Linked DNA regions of Homo sapiens: regions 1, 3, 4 and 5 are each linked to region 2. A link is a contact called in ENCODE Hi-C or POLR2A ChIA-PET data. All regions are on one chromosome and are shown on one strand. Each heading gives the region's core, a stretch centred on a gene start or an enhancer-like site at or near the end of the contact. The rest is flanking DNA. Distances are from core to core; before and after follow the strand shown. Region 1 overlaps LOC105371632 (a long non-coding RNA gene). Region 2 holds the start of SOAT1 (sterol O-acyltransferase 1). Region 3 holds the start of C1orf220 (chromosome 1 putative open reading frame 220). Region 4 holds the start of QSOX1 (quiescin sulfhydryl oxidase 1). Region 5 has its middle 63 kb from the start of C1orf220.

Region 1 (2,935 bases), core at 244-2,743, 720 kb after region 2:
GGTGGTCCACTCCTGTAGTCCCAGCTACTTGGAAGGTGGAGGCTGCAGTGAGCCATGATCGCGCCACCGCACTCCAGCGTGGGTGACAGAGCAAGACCCTGACTCAAAAAATAAATAAAAACAAACTTCCAACAGCAGCGGTTCTCACTATATTCCATCCTCAACAGCACTTGTTATTGTCAAACTTTAAAACTTCAACTGATCAGGTGGCTGTGTAGTGAGTAACATTTCACTGTGAGTTTAATTTGCATTTCCCTGATTATTAAACAAAACCAAGAATCTTTTACTATGTTAATTGGCCACATGAATTTCCTGTTATGTGCCTGTTCAAATCTTTTGACATCTTGCTATTGCCAAATTTAAATTTCCTTTTTAAATAAATTTCATATTCATTAAAATTACATTTGACAGAAAAGTATGTCCGTCTTCCAGGGTACCTCTGCACACCTGAGAACTGTATATAGCTAAAGGTAAAATGTCTAAGATCTGTAAGCTTATAAGCAATTTTTTTTTACTATAAGTCATTGAAAAGATTATAACAATAGTTCACAGAAAAACATGGATTTAGATCATTTTTTCTTATCTCTATTTTCAAATCTAACATCCTTTTTTTGAATTTTGTCCCCTCATTTCCCTATACTTTCATAGAGAACAAACATACTCCTATATATCACAGTCCTTTGTTAAAATCAAGTGCAACCAAAGTTATTTATTATTCTATTCTGTATTTCTCATGCTGTGTGCGATATGAATTGTTAGAAGTTAGCTAAATGTCTGTAATAAAGTAGTGACACTATTGTATATATGACCTTTGCAGCTGAGATAATATTAAGTAAAATATAAATGGCTACAATAGTTATACATATCTAATAAAAATAAATAAACAGCTCACCCAAGCCTGACATCTAGCTTTTGCTCACCTTATCTCCTTTAGACATTTGGGTATGAGCTCACTGGCAAAGAGTGAAGCCCATATAATCTACCATTAAATAAATTATTCAGTAATCTGTGATGTCCTTGTAACATGAGAATCCCCTATTTAAAAAAAAATAGCTGCACTGCTTACAGAGGCACATGCCTGCTATTTATAGTCTTTATGGAAGTTGCTTTGCTAGCAAATCCAACTAGAACTCCCCGGGAATCTACAAGGATTGATGTTTACTGCAGGGTTTTTACACTGAGCTATTTTGCATATGTGTGGGTGTGTGATGCACACACAGAGGACTGACGGAGAAAGCCCAAGCAGGTATGAGGTATTTGTTAGCTCTGCTCCATTTTCCTCTTAACATTCAGGAAACTCAAATAGGGACAAAGTAACTACAGGTCACCCACAGATCCAGTGATATGTATTCCTGACTGTATCCAGGCAACTGGGGCTCTACTTTTTTCTAAGAAGACATGTTAGTTCTCTGCCAACAATGTCAGATTTCTCTCACAGACAAAGCAGACCCAGGGGCACTGAGCCTCCCTTTTTACTTCCCCTTTTCCCCCAGGTGCGAGTATGATGTCCTGAAGACAGGAGGGGATGTGGGTTGCAGGGAGTCAAGGAATCAGGGAGGCAGCTTGCAGATCAGAGTGGGGCAGATGGCCTACATGAATTCTCATTCTGGAAGGGCTGGAAAAGAAACAGCCAGGTTGGCTGGGCATGGTGGCTCACACCTGTAATTCCAGCACTTTGGGAGGTAGAGGTGGGTAGATCACTTGAGGCCAGGAGTTCGAGACCAGCCTGGCCAACATGGTGAAACCCCATCTCTACTAAAAACACAAAAATTAGCCAGGCGTGATAGTGTGCACCTGTAATTCCAACTACTTGGGAGACTGAGACACAAGAATCGCTTGAACCCTGGAGGTGGAGGTGGAGGTTGCAGTGAGCCAAGATGGTGCCACTGTACTCCAGCCCGGGTGACTGAGTGAGACTCTGTCTCAACAACAGAAAAAGAAAGAAACAGCCAGGTGTCTATTTTTTCATAGTTTCAATTAATTTTTTGATTAGAAAAATATTTTATAAATATAGAAACTTAATTGGTATGTGGATGAAGCAATTCTCTTTATAAAAGGCTCAGAATAGCCAATTAACTCCATTTTCATGAAGTATATGTCGTGTTAACTTTTGAGTTGACAATTATCAAAAAGGTTTCATCAAGTGAAACTTGACATCAAGTTATGTGTCAAAAGTAGGCATAGAATTCTTGGCATACTGAAAAAGTATGGACAGGCAAGTGAAATGGAATTATGTGAAATATTACTTGGATTTTTCTAACATGTTACACAGCTATTCAGTAATTAAAATGTTTCTGAAAAATAAAAATATAAAAGCTGCACAAATATTTAGTAACAAAAGTTGAAAAGTACAAATTGTTTTTTAAAACGAAATAACTTCAGTGAAATTTTACTACACACCTATCAGAATGGTTAAAATTTAAAATAGTGACCATATCAATTGCTGATAAGGATGTAGAAAAACTGAATCTCTCATACATTGCTGGTGGGTATAGCCACTCTAGAGAACATTTTGGAAGTTTCTTATAAAACTAAACATGCAATTACCACAAAACCCAGCAATTTCACTCTTGGGTACTTATCCCAGAAACATAAAAACATATTTTATGTTCACACAAAACCCTATATACAAATGTCCACAGCAGCATTATTTATAATAGGCCCTGGAAACAACCCAGATGTCTCAGTGGGCAAATGGTTAAACAAACTGTGGTGCATCTAGACCTTGGACTACTACCCAGCAATAAAAAGGGAGCAAACCATGGATACACACAAAACTTGGATGGATTTCAAGTGAAAAAGCCAATCCCAAAGAATTACGTATGTTATGATTTTATTTATATAACGTTCTTGAAACCATAAAATTAGTGTGAGAGAGTATAGTTTAGTGATTGGCAGGGGTTAGGGCCAGGGGGTGGAGGATGGAAGGAGAGGG
Region 2 (2,930 bases), core at 227-2,726:
GGAAACTCCTAAAAGCCAAGAGAGGAAAGAAAATGAAGCTTTCCAGTAACAAAAATAAAGCCAGTGTGGCATGAACCTGGAAAGCCAGAAGGAAAGTGGGCCAAATGAACCAGAGATAGAGTGTGCTCACTCAGTAGGTCTTTATCCTAAAAGACTGCGAAACCTCAGATGCATTCTAAGCATGTGATTCACTAAAACACGTGCATTTCTAAACGATAATTCAGTGCCACAGAGCTCCTTCCAAAACCCATTCTCACACCCAGACAACGCACAGACTTCCTTAACAAGTCATTCACTGACACCGCCCAACTTTTAAAAAGAAAAAAAAAAAGCTTCAAATTGAATTCTACTTCAAGGAAGAGGAAATCAAGCAGGCTGAAAAAAAGAAAAAAGTGGTTTAAACAGGTGGCAGCCACTTAAATATTAAAAAGTGACCAACAGGCCAGGCGCGGTGGCTCACGCCTGTAATCCCAGCACTTTGGGAGGCCGAAGCGGGCGGATCACTTGAGGTCAGGAGTTTGAGACCAACCTGGTCCAACATGGTGAAACCCCGTCTCTACTAAAACTACAAAAATTACCTGGGCGTGGTGGCGCACGCCTGTAATCCCAGCTACTCAGGAGGCTGAGGCACAAGAATCGCTTGAACCCGGGAGGCAGAGGTTGCAGTGAGCCGAGATTGCGCCACTGCACTCCAGCCTTGCGACACAGCGAGACTCCGTCTCAAACAAACAAAAGTGACCAACGAACTTAACCTAAATATATATACGGAGAATAAAGTTTATATAGTTGTTTCTCACTTAGAAATAACCTTTCAATATACATATTATTTAAATTACATGACCATTAACACTTAGGGAAAACAGAAACTTACCTACATCCTAATATTTTACAATAAAACATGAGCTTGATTAAAGGTTCTGGTGCCCCTACAGATTTTCATGTCTTGCTAATACCATCCTTCCCTTCACACATTTTCTCTAAATCATTAAAAAGCTGACTTCCTGAGTGCATTTTTGGTTTCGCTTTTTAAAGAATAAAACGTCTTCTAATTCCTAACTTTCTTTACTACTGACTTGAGAGATGCCACGAGATTTGCGGAACACCAAACCAGCGTGCAGGGTTTAAAAGGCTGCCCGTGACCCGGGCGCCTGACGGTAACTTTCCCGCCCTCCCCTCCCCAACTCCCCTGCAGTCGCCGAGCCTCGCCTTCTCCGCAGCACAGCCCAGGACAAGGCCGGGCCGGAGCTGCTGCCGCCACCGCTTCTCCCTTCCCCGCGGGCTGAGGCCGGTGGACCCAAGCGGGAAGCGAGGAGAGGCGCGGGAGCACCACCGTTACCTGAGGCCCGCGCCCGGCAGCGGGCACTTCGGCCAAGAGGGCAGAGCCGGGAAGCGGTCACAGAGCAGCCAGCAGGAAGGTCGACTCCGGGAAGCTCTCCTGGCGCCCAGGGCCCGCAACGTCGCCTGCTAAGCTAAAGCGCCGGACAGCCCGGCCCCTACGCCCCCTGCCTCCGAGCACCGCTGCGTCACGCGCAGGGCCACCTCCGGCTGAGCATCCTATTGGTGGTCCCCAGGTTGCCAGGCTCCGCCCACCTCCCCGCCCCTTCCCGGGCGCGCGGGTCCCCGGCGCCAGTGCTCGCAGGCTGGCCCTGGCAACCTGCCAAGGAAGCTTCTCACCCGGACATCATGATACCGGCGACAACATCTTGCTTGACACTTCCACCCCAGCAGTAGAATGTGCAGCCAAAACGGGACTGCGACAACTCCCTGCAAGCCCGAAACGGCACCCTGCGTGGTAGCATGGAGCTGCAGGGGCGTTTGGCTCCTAGGCCGACTGGAAGAAGCCGCTTCTGGAGCTGTGGATCATTGCAGTTTGAACTGACCATCCAGGAACAACGTAGAACTAGCCAGAAGCAAGAATCGCTGGCTTATCTGCACACCAAGATTCGTGCCTTTATCAGGAGATTCCTTACCGTTTGAAAACCAGCGTCCTTCAGCAACATTCAAACTAGATAAGGGGAAAAAACCTGCACCAAATAATAAAACACACCAAATAATGGAACAACTAAGTAATATTTAAGGGCCCTTGAGGCCAGGTGCGGTGGCTCACGCCTGTAATCCCAACACTTTGGGAGACCGAGGTGGCTGGGTCACCTGAGGTTAGGATCGAGACCAGCCTGACCAACATGGTGAAACCCCGTCTCTACTAAATACAAAAAATTAGCCGGGCTTGGTGGCGCGCGCCTGTAATCCCAGCTATTCGGGAGGCTGAGGCAGGAGGATTGCTTGAACCCGGAAGCCAGAGGTTGCAGTGAGCCTAGATTGTGCCATTGCACTCCAGCCTGGGCAATAAGAGCTAAACTCCTTCTCAAAAAAAGTTTTAAAAATAAAATAAACAAAGGGCCCTCGTGACTTCATAATCAAAAGAAGAATGATGCAGAGAGATTTGGGACAGAGATTAAATACAACAGTTAATCGCTTGGAATTTGTGAAGGCAGAGGTGTACGTAAATTTAGGGTAAAGGTAGGTGAAAAGGCAATGATGAGAGGAGCAGAGACTGAAGAGTCGCACTCACAGCCTGCAAACTAATACCAGCTAGCCTGGCCTGACTAATCGCTTCTTCCCCACTCCTCCCCAGGACAAAAATCCCTGAACAAACAGATGAGGTTTAGCAGAACTGACTACTCTCTGGGTCCTTTAAACAAAGTGGATTTGTACACGTTCCCTTGGCCACCCAGCAGGCTGCACTGTTCACTCAAAGCAGAAATGGCCCTCAGCATCCAGTCGAGTTTAGTACTGGCTGTCATTGGCAGATCTGCTCCGTTTGGCCTCTTCTACAACTGTGATTGCCACGTGTGCTGACTAGTTGGTGACAGGGTCTGGTAGACCCCCAGCTGCTTCCCCTCCCCACTCCCACTAGTTATAGAGCAGTA
Region 3 (3,087 bases), core at 408-2,907, 750 kb after region 2:
TAGGCATTTTCTAATGTTTTTCCCAAAAAGAAAGAACATCTACTCCTCTAATTCCACAAGAGATATAAAGAATTAAAGAAATTGTGATTAACAGCCCTGTGTCTGGAGCTCATGAAGCTCAGAGGATTGGGAATGGAAGTGGCAGGTTTAGGCTTGAATCAGAACTTCTGGATTTAGGAAAACAAAACAGGCCAGGCGCGGTGGCTCACACCTGTAATCCCAGCACTCTGGGAGGCCAAGGCGGGCAGATCAGGAGCTTGAGACCAGCCTGCCCAACGTGAGAAACCCTGTCTCTACTAAGAATAAAAAATTTAGCCAGGCATGGTGGTGGCACGCCTGTTAATCCCCGCTACTTGGGAGATTGAGGCAGGAGAATCGCTTGAACCTGGGAAGCAGAGGTTGCAGTGAGTCGAGATGGCGCCACTGCACTCCAGCCTGGGCCACAGAGCGAGACTCCGTCTCAAACAAACAAACGACAACAACAAAATGCAAACTCTGGCCAGGCGCGGTGGCTCATGCCTGTAATCCCAGCACGTTGGGAGGCCAAGGTGGGCGTATCACTTGAGGTCAGGAGTTCAAGACCAGCCTGGCGAACATGGTGAAACCCCATCTCTACTAAAAATACAAAAATTAGCCAGGTGTGGTGTCATGCACCTGTAGTCCCAGCTACTCAGAAGGCTGAGGCAGGATAATCGCTTGAACCTGGAAGACAGGTTGCGGTGAGCACAGATCGCGCCACTGCACCCCAACCTGAGCGACAGAACAAGACTTCATAAAAAAAAAAAAAACCCCACGCAGATTGCAGATTCCTGGGCCCCATCTTCGCCTTTCTGAATTGCAGCCTTTCACCCTTTAAGAATGAGAGGGTGAAATCTGCACGTCATACAAATAGCCCAGGGGCTATTAATCTGATGTTGCTCCCCAGCTCCCTCCAACACCGTCAGAGGGTGCACGGATTAGGCCTCTGCTGCGTGCAGAGAAGCATCCTAGGTGCTGCGTGGCTGTGCCAAAGCAGCAGAAACCGGTGGTGTGCCTTAAGATGCATGCTCCAAAGCTGTCCACAAGGCCTCTGGTACAGGCTTCCAGGTCTACGTCTCGGCTTCCCCGACAGTGTCCATGCGACACTGTCACCAGTTTCTCCTCTCACAAGCAGAAAATCAAATTCGGATTGGGCAAATGATTCCCTGCCCGGGTGTGGAATAAGGGTCAAGTCCTAAGTATGGAGAGAGAGCGCCGGCTCCCGCCAGGATATGCGAAGCTCTGGAGGGGAGGCCAAGCCACCAGGCACCCGGCGGGAGAAGAGGAGGCTGGAGAGCGCCGCCCAGTGCCTGCAGGCCGGGCGCTCCACGCCTCCCCTCCCTCCTGCACACCCCATTCCCCTCCGGTTGCCCCGCCTGGGAAGCCCCCTCCCCACACCTCCCGGCCCAGCATCTGCACGAGAGCCGCGAGCCCTGGCCCAGAGCTCTGGGTGGGCCTCTCACCCCAGACGGCGGCCGCAGCCCGTCCCTGATCACCGGCCGCCTGAGCCCTCCGTTCGCTCGGCGCGAGCGCCGCCACCCGTCCTTACCCCCATCCAGTCCGAGGCCAGCCCCGTAGGCTCCGAGCCTGCTCCGTGAAAAGCCTTTTCCCCAGGAGGAGAGTTACTGTAAAGCAAGAGGAAGCCGAGAAGAGGCGGTGGCTGCAGCGCGCGGGGCCCGGCGGGGGCGCGGGGGCGTCGGGGTACTGACTGGGCAGCGCGGTTTCCCCTCATCCCGGGACACGGTGCGGCGCTAGCGCCACCCAGCGGGCGCGGTGGGAATTGCGCTCCCTTCCTGCGCTGGGGCTCTGGACACACAGGCGACCAAGAATGACGCCTGCAGCCGGATAAACGCTCGGGGCAAGGCCGCTATCATCCCTCTGCCGGGAGTGAGTCAAGTCTCAGCAAAAGAAGAAGCCACTTTGGCCAAAATTCCAAGAGTGCTGATGAAGACGGTGACATCTGACATTTCAATGGCACTTTCCATTTCCCCCGGGGTGCGCATTCCGGGCCAGTGGAGCGCTGCGTCGCCTGTGCAGGACCTGGAGGTCTGCAGGACTGTGACCAGTCGGAGTCTCGGAGTCGTGGGTTAAACATTAGTCGGGAGCACTCGTTCATTCCCTGAGCTCCCCTTGCCCTTCACCCTTCGGTCCCGGAAGCCGGAAGGGAGACTGCCCCGCCCCTTGCCTGCCGCCCAGTGGCTCTCCCGGGGCCCTCTTGGCCCCTCTCTCCCAGCCCTCCATACAGTGAAGGGTTGTTTCCGCTGGTGACTTCCACCTGTGGGAGCAGAGAAAGGAAGCGGGGCAGAGGAGAAGGGGAAGGTGTCAGGCGATTCCCCTCCTTGCGCTGCAAGCCGGGTGGGAATAGAACACCTGCAGCCCTCCCCGGCGCCCTGCGAATGAGGTGGGAGTGGGAACGCCATCAGGGCAGAGCCCCTCCAGCTGGCTGGGGTCTGCACCTCCTCGCCAGCCCGGCCACCTCAAAACGGTGCTTGCCTCCCTGCGGGGGTGTAGAAGCCTCTTGGAGCAGCACTTGTAGAAAATCAAGTCCCTGGAAAGAAGCAAAATTAATCCGTTTGTTTCTCTATTTATTTTTGCTTCCCCACACCAGGTATTCACTTCATCCAAGGCTGCCCAATGTCACCTTCCACCCAGAGGAATCTCCCCTCTCCACCCCAGGCCAACAGCCTCTGCCTTCAGCTGTGGCCTCCACTCTGGCATTACTCTGGGCAGAGGGCTCAGGAGGGCTCAAGGAGGACCAGTGACATTCAGAGTGGCCAGAGTAAAGGGAGGGAGGGGGAGTGGTGGGAGAGGCGTGCAGAAGGCACAGGTGAGGTGGCGGAGGGGGGCAGGTGGTGGGGGGAGCGGGCTGGGGTGGGATGGGCCTGTCAGCATAGCAAGGGCTGTGATGGGCTTGAGTCTGACAGGGGGCAATGACCTGACCTACGGTTTTGTAAGATCACTCTGGCTGCCACCTGGAGAGCTGGTGTGGGGATGATGGCCATGGTAGACACAAGGGGAGCAGTTAGGAGACCACCACAAGTGACCATGCGGCCCAGGCGAGTAGGGTAG
Region 4 (2,921 bases), core at 321-2,820, 860 kb before region 2:
AATGGTTCCAGTTCCCCTTTCTCTAGAAAAAGGCCTATTTCCAAAGATGCCCACAGTTCTCATTCAATGACCATTTCAGGGTAGGAGGCCGTGCTAGCGACCTAGCACCAGAGTCAGGAAGTAACTCCATTCAGAGGCAGCAAGTCAGGAACAAATCACTATCACTATACCACTCCTGCCCGCCAAATACCCACTACCTGGATTAGGTGGATGTGTGACACCACAGGAATCTTTAAATTGTGGAAAGGAAACTATGAGACAATGTATGCCGAGTACTTAGTAAGGTGCCTGAAATGATAGGTGCTCCGTAAATATTAATTACTATTATTACCATATTTCCTCGACTCTAAGTCTTAAGTGTTTCAAAATTTTAGCATTTCTGTAATAGAGTTCACCTTCAAATCTTTATACATGTAGTGGTTTTTTCCTATCCTTCTACCCCTTGGGCTGTCATAAAATGAACAGTGTGTCTCACAGTTGATGGTGTCTTGGAATTCAGGAAATATAGTTTTGGTGCCCCAACCAGGGATTGGGAACATGGAGCAAGAGCCAAACACGCACCAAAGGCCTCTGGGTGCATGGGTTTAAAATATAAGGGTCTGAGCGGGGGAAGAGAGAGAAGGATGTGGCCCAGAAGCTAAGGAGCTGGAGGCGGCAGGTCAGGAGAGGCCCGGAACAGAGATAGGAAAACTGCCAGGTGGACATACCCACATCAAAGACAAAAATGAGAAAGGAAGTCTATGTACCACCTGGTCAACCAGTCGAGGGAGTGGAGAAAGGTGGCAGGGAGGCAAAATGGATGTCCGTTCCCTTTTCTCCCCAGCACTGACCCACAGCAGCTAGGGAACCTGGCAGGAAGATGACATGGGTCCCTGGACGAGAGGAAGAGGACTGCCACAAGGCTGGCCCAGGAAACGGTAAGGTGTCAGCGGACCATGCGGAGGAAGGAACAAAGGAGACCTCTCGCAGGGAAGGAGGCAGTAACCTGGCGGGGGACGAACCGGGCGAGCAGGGCAGGTCTGGGGGCCCAGGCCGCGGAGAGGGAAAGAAGCTCGGGATGAGGGCCAAGAGGAAAAGGCAAGGGAGCGGGAGGCAAAAATGGAGCTGAGAAACATGAAGGTGGTGGGCGTGGGATGCGCGGAGAGGAAGAGGTGGGCGGAGGTGACTGGAAGAGGGACGCGCTCCCGGAGTAGGAGGCTGCCCACCGGGCAGGTGGAGGGGTCCGGGCGGCGGGGCACGGGGGAGCGGGCCGCCCCCGCTTCTCACCTTTGACGTCTTCGGCCAGCGCCTTCCACGTCGGGGCGAAGGCGATGCAGTGGCCGCACCAGGAGGCGAAGAACTCCACGGCCCAGGCGCTGCGGGAGCCCAGCACCGCGCCGCGCACCGTGTCCGCCTGCAGCAGCGTCAGCGGGTCGGAAGGCGAATAGAGCGCCGACCGCGGGGCCGCGTTAGCGCCGGGAACCGCGAGCAGCCACAGCAGCAGCAGCAGCAGCGACGGCGGCGGCCCGGAGCCGCTGTTGCACCTCCTCATCCTCGGCGCTGCGCTCACCACCACACGCAAGCACCGGATGAGTCGGGTCCCGGCGCCGCGGCACCGCCTGCCTCCGCCCGCAAGGAGGAGCCACGTGGCCCCGCCCCTGAGCCCCCGCCCCCGAGCCCCCGCCCCCGAGGCCGGCCCAGCCACCCCGCCCCGCCGGCCGCTCCTGGGCGCGGGAGCGGGCGGGGCTGAGCTTGTTGCAGGGGCTGGCCCTGGCCGGGTGGTGAGCCATCCTTTCGCGGTCCGCCGAGGCCTCGGAGCAGCGCGACCCGGGTTCCCGCCTCAGGCCCCAGGAGGCGAGGTGTACAGTCCGGTAAAGGAATGGAGCGCCCGCCGAGCGGTCGCTGCGGGGGTAGCCTCGCGGAGGTTGTTTGGCCTCTCACGGCCCCCGTATCCAACGGAAGAGGAGTCCGTTGGAATAGACGACCCGGATTTCGGCTGTTGTAGGGCAGTTCCTGGGCTCCCGCGGAGCGATGAGACGTTGTGAATTAGATGTGAGAAGAGGGACGCTTGGTCTGCGACCACCAAGACCCCACAGGATCGATGCACCCACCCCTGCTGATGACCATGACCATCTAAAGGGGAACATCATTTGAGGGGCCCTACTCATGGATCAGAAGCCCCTCTTCACTGTGGGGTGTGCTGGGTTGGCGGGCAGTTGCCGTGGAATCAGTTTCCTCAGGACCCATATCTGACCACCCTCATAAGGTTGTCAGGGCGATTCCAACATTCGGGGTTCCCAGCAGCCCAGATCCCCCACATCCAGCTCTTCAGCCTACTCAGAGCTCTCCACGCTCACTCACATGTCCCTCTCGCAAGTAGCCCGATCAACTCACCTGGTGTCATGGGCACTAAGGTGTTAATGGATTTTCTCTGGTCACCTTTGCAGCTCCACTGTTTTGAGTGAGTTATTTTAAGGGGAGAAGGTGCTCCTCAGACGGTTGTCACAGTGATATTTTTCCTTTGTGACTGCCAGGTTAGCCCCTTTCACCTGTAAGAGCTTTGAGCCTAGATTTGTTATTCATTTATTCAAGTTTTACTGAGTGGTGTCATGCCAGGCACTTGTTTAGGTATAAGGATAAGGCAGTAAACAAAATATAGACTCTAGGGACGTGGAACTTACATTCCAGTGGGGGTAAAGAGATGATACATAAGTAAATGTAGATCAGATGGTGACCGATGTTATGAAGAAATGTAGACTGGGGTAAGAATAGAGTGGCAGAGGAGGTGCTATTTTACACACGAAGATCAGGGACAGGTCTACCCTTAATATTTGCAAGAACTGAGTCAGTAGTACAAATGGAGGCCCACATATCATGTCTACATATTTTAAAACTACAAATTAAACGGTGATGTAAAATTCCTATCCTTTTATCTTGACATG
Region 5 (3,113 bases), core at 296-2,795, 690 kb after region 2:
CCCTATTTGGCCACAGCTGATGGACAAGGGTGAACCCCTGGGCCAATAAGATTCTCTCTTCAGGGACTTTAGAATTGACAGCCAGGATGTTGGTCAGTATTGCTGGAAGTGAGAACACGGCCTTCAGGAGTTGACTCAGCCTTTGTGAAGTGCCCATTTTTGGCCCACCCAGGTACACAGAGGTAGAGAATGTTGTCTGCCAAGGAGATCCAAAAGCAATGAACAGACACCAGAAGCCACGTAACCCAGTGAGAGAAAATGACTGAAAGAAAGCACCTTGGTATCTGAAAGCTTTCTAATTCAGGGTTCCAGTGCTTGAGAGGCCCAGCTATAGTTTCAGCAGCTTTGGGCTCTGTGAACTATCCCTGTATAAATAAATGTCTCCCTTGTGTTTAAGAAAGATGGGTATCATAAAATCATGTGAATGTTCGGTAATAGAGACACATCCAAAGTTTCACGGGGCACCTGGAGGTGAGGGAAAGTAGTCAGGAATGGCTTTCTGTAGAAGGTGATGTTGGTTGGACCAGTAGGGAGGGCACTTCAGACAGCGAGAACAGCATAAGCAATGCTGGGAGCTGCAAGCAGTTCAGTGTTGCTGGCACATAAAGGCATGGACTGGCCAGGAGTGAGGCTGGCCGGAGAGGGTGGCCAGGGGCCCAGTCAGGAGCATCTTGGGTGCCATGGGAAGGAGCCTGGACTTTATCCTGCAGGTCAGGGGTTCTCAACCATGTTTGCACATTAGGATTTCCTGGGAAATTTTAAAAAGAAATATGGTTTCTTTCTCCCATCCAGTCCACTTAAATCAGAATCTCTGGGAATGGAAGCAGGAACTGATTTTTTTTTTTTTTAAGGGCCCAGGTGATTCTAATGAGCAGATAGGCTGGAGAACCTGACAGGATGCCTTGAAGGGGTTTAAGTGAGATATAGACATGGTTTTAGAAAGATCACCATAGATGCTAGACTTTGAGGATGAGACAGAAGGCGGGGTGACTGTGGGCAAACTGCTGCAGTGTGCAGGGAGACGCTGAAGAGAACCTGAAATGGGATGAGGGTGCCAGAATAGAGGGGAAGTTTGCAAACATTATTTAGGAGACAAAATAGTTTTCAGTTTAAGATTTAGTGACTGGAGAGAGATGGAAGGTAGTCAGGGTTGTCCTGAGGGTCCTAGCTTGGGTGACTAAAATTGCCCCAGGCGGCACTCACCAGGGTTAAGCTGTGGATGTGTGGAATATGAGGTGGTGCCTGGTAAAGATCAGGCAGCTGAATAAGGCACCTAAGGCTTCAGGGCTAGACCAGGTGGAAACAAATTTCAGTTTCACAGCTCATTTTGAGTGTTGTCATTTATTTTTTATCATTTATTGAGGAGAACCTCCAAAAAAAAGTCACTTTTGTAGGTTACAAGGTGTTATGGGTGTTGAAAGCAGAGTGAGCCCCACCCCAGACCACCTCCTGAGACAGGGTGTGATGTGTGTCTCCAAGTGCCTTGAAGTCAAGTGACTTCTCAGAGAGGTCTAAAATTAGCAGAGCAGCTGTGCCTAGTGGGTGGCAACACCTCAGCTCACTAGGCCGAGAATGGGGCCTTCCTGCTGTGGGCTCTGTTGTGTGAGTAGGTCAGGAGTTAAAAGCAAGAATCTGTTTCTTTGGAGAATTTCCCCAGGAGCTGCATGTAGTCCCAGTGTGCTCAAAGAGAAGAGAAAATGTCTTCTGTTGCCAGGTGGAAGGGAAAGAACAGGGAGGGGTATGTTGGAAAGAAGCTTCATAGAAGGGCTGATTTTCAAGAACGTTCTCTATGGAAATGACGCCCTTAATGACAGGTGAGGAGTGGAGGAGCTCACACTGGGGAGTCAGTTCTGACAACTGGAAACCTGCTGTGGGCTGTGTTTTGCACAGAATAATGCTGTGTAGATGCTTTTTTTTTTTTTTTTTTTTTTTTTTGAGACAGAGTCTTGCTCTGTCGCCAGGCTGGAGTACAATGGCGCGATCTCGACTCACTGCAAGCTCCGCTCCCGGGTTCACACCATTCTCCTGCCTCAGCCTCCCGAGTAGCTGGGACTACAGGTGCCCACCACACCCAGCTAATTTTTTTTTTTTTTTTTTGTATTTTTAGTAGAGATAGGGTTTCACCGTGTTAGCCAGGATGGTCTCAATCTCCTGACCTCATGATCTGCCCGCCTCAGCCTCCCAAAGTGCTGGGATTACAGGCGTGAGCCACTGCGCCCGGCCTGTAGATGCTTTCTTGTTGTGGGTTTTCACTCTCGGGGGTGGTTCAACCTGGCCTCCAGATCAGGCCTCTGCTGCCAACCCTGCCAACCCAAGGGATTTGTGGTGGGGGCCAGGCAGGTAGGTAGAAGTGGAGGGAGAGGAATCTCTTCACATTTTTTTTTAACATAGTATAGATGTATATAACATATTAAGCATACATTTTAATAGTTTTATATAAAAACTAACCCTCAAGACATATAAAAGCCTGGAGAGGAGATTGGAGGGGAAGGGTAGTAAATGACACAATGTTTCGTTGTGTTTCCATTAGGTTGGATTCTCTCTTCCTTGAGCTTTTGTCTACAGATTATTCTACACACACAGGAAGGATGACTGAGAAAATGAAAAATGGCAAGATACAGGACTCACTACCTAACTGAAAAGTTAAGCATGAACAAGCTGTAGGGGTATTATATATCCAGGAGTATTAATTTATATGGCATTTATCTGGGGATTTTTTTCCTACAAAATACCACCATAATCCCAGATGATACCAGAAAATATTTAATAGCAAGATTAAAAAATTAATCTTAACATGTCCTTTACGTTAATGTCCTCCATTCACACAAGGAATCCCCATTCTCCACCCAGAGATCCCAGCTATCTCCATAACCACGGGAAGTTGGTGAGATTGCCTGGAGCAGCCGCTGTGAAAGGCAGGGAGGAGTACAAAAGGAGGAAGCAGATGGGATGCTCCTAGGGCACCTACGGACTGAAAAGGAAGACTTCTGGGCTGGGTCTCAGGGATCATGTTGAGTTCAAGGAAAGAAACTCCCCAAGAAGCTGTGTCCGTTTGGCCTGTATGCGAGCAGATGTGCATTATCTTGGCCAAGCTGCTTCTCTGAGCTCCGAAA

Evidence for each region. A loop is a pair of places that touch in the nucleus more often than their neighbours do. ChIA-PET counts read pairs that join two places held with the same protein, here RNA polymerase II (POLR2A). Pooled maps may share reads with other maps.
Region 1: a loop to region 2 is called in a map with no recorded cell type, with 2.7 times the contacts of the local background. The contact joins the enhancer-like site here to the promoter of SOAT1 in region 2. A Hi-C loop is called at or near these places in 1 of 37 single-sample maps with no recorded cell type and 3 of 50 pooled maps. POLR2A ChIA-PET finds 5 or more read pairs at or near these places in 1 of 52 experiments (GM12878).
Region 3: a map of CD8-positive, alpha-beta T cell shows a loop between it and region 2 (15-fold over the local background). The contact joins the promoter of C1orf220 here to the promoter of SOAT1 in region 2. A Hi-C loop is called at or near these places in 6 of 168 maps with a recorded cell type or tissue (CD8-positive, alpha-beta T cell, IMR-90, OCI-LY7 and 2 more), 15 of 37 single-sample maps with no recorded cell type and 18 of 50 pooled maps. POLR2A ChIA-PET finds 5 or more read pairs at or near these places in 1 of 52 experiments (PC-9).
Region 4: a loop to region 2 is called in a map of CD4-positive, alpha-beta T cell, with 3 times the contacts of the local background. The contact joins the promoter of QSOX1 here to the promoter of SOAT1 in region 2. A Hi-C loop is called at or near these places in 3 of 168 maps with a recorded cell type or tissue (CD4-positive, alpha-beta T cell, CD8-positive, alpha-beta T cell and naive thymus-derived CD4-positive, alpha-beta T cell), 1 of 37 single-sample maps with no recorded cell type and 11 of 50 pooled maps.
Region 5: a loop to region 2 is called in a pooled map, with 3 times the contacts of the local background. The contact joins the enhancer-like site here to the promoter of SOAT1 in region 2. A Hi-C loop is called at or near these places in 2 of 37 single-sample maps with no recorded cell type and 5 of 50 pooled maps. POLR2A ChIA-PET finds 5 or more read pairs at or near these places in 1 of 52 experiments (OCI-LY7).

The regions. Positions count from the first base shown.
Region 1 is chr1:178,574,354-178,577,288 of GRCh38, reverse strand. It overlaps LOC105371632 (a long non-coding RNA gene), which reads left to right. Exons shown (of 4, transcript XR_922315.3): 1 at 1-2,935. Among named protein-coding and RNA genes, the nearest start is that of C1orf220, 33 kb to the right of the region's middle. Within about 2 kb of position 1,493, at least 3 of the 41 ENCODE cell types and tissues checked have a DNase peak (open chromatin) inside an H3K27ac peak, as active enhancers do.
Region 2 is chr1:179,292,343-179,295,272 of GRCh38, reverse strand. SOAT1 (sterol O-acyltransferase 1) reads right to left here and starts at 1,476. Exons shown (of 16, transcript NM_003101.6): 1 at 1,337-1,476. RefSeq lists an enhancer at 772-1,279 and a silencer at 1,492-1,681.
Region 3 is chr1:178,541,366-178,544,452 of GRCh38, reverse strand. It overlaps C1orf220 (chromosome 1 putative open reading frame 220), which reads right to left and starts at 1,657. Exons shown (of 3, transcript NR_033186.1): 1 at 1,568-1,657. LOC124904460 (a long non-coding RNA gene) reads left to right here and starts at 1,808. Exons shown (of 2, transcript XR_007066748.1): 1 at 1,808-2,419; 2 at 2,627-3,087. RefSeq lists silencers at 1,423-1,492, 1,523-1,852 and an enhancer at 1,903-1,962.
Region 4 is chr1:180,153,518-180,156,438 of GRCh38, reverse strand. It overlaps QSOX1 (quiescin sulfhydryl oxidase 1), which reads right to left and starts at 1,570. Exons shown (of 12, transcript NM_002826.5): 1 at 1,267-1,570. The coding sequence starts at 1,531. LOC105371636 (a long non-coding RNA gene) reads left to right here and starts at 1,601. Exons shown (of 2, transcript XR_001738314.3): 1 at 1,601-2,440. RefSeq lists an enhancer at 1,296-1,395 and a silencer at 1,576-1,895.
Region 5 is chr1:178,604,588-178,607,700 of GRCh38, reverse strand. No RefSeq gene overlaps it. Among named protein-coding and RNA genes, the nearest start is that of C1orf220, 63 kb to the right of the region's middle. RefSeq lists enhancers at 1,481-1,620, 1,631-1,780. Within about 2 kb of position 1,545, at least 6 of the 41 ENCODE cell types and tissues checked have a DNase peak (open chromatin) inside an H3K27ac peak, as active enhancers do; they include OCI-LY7, where a contact is called at or near this core.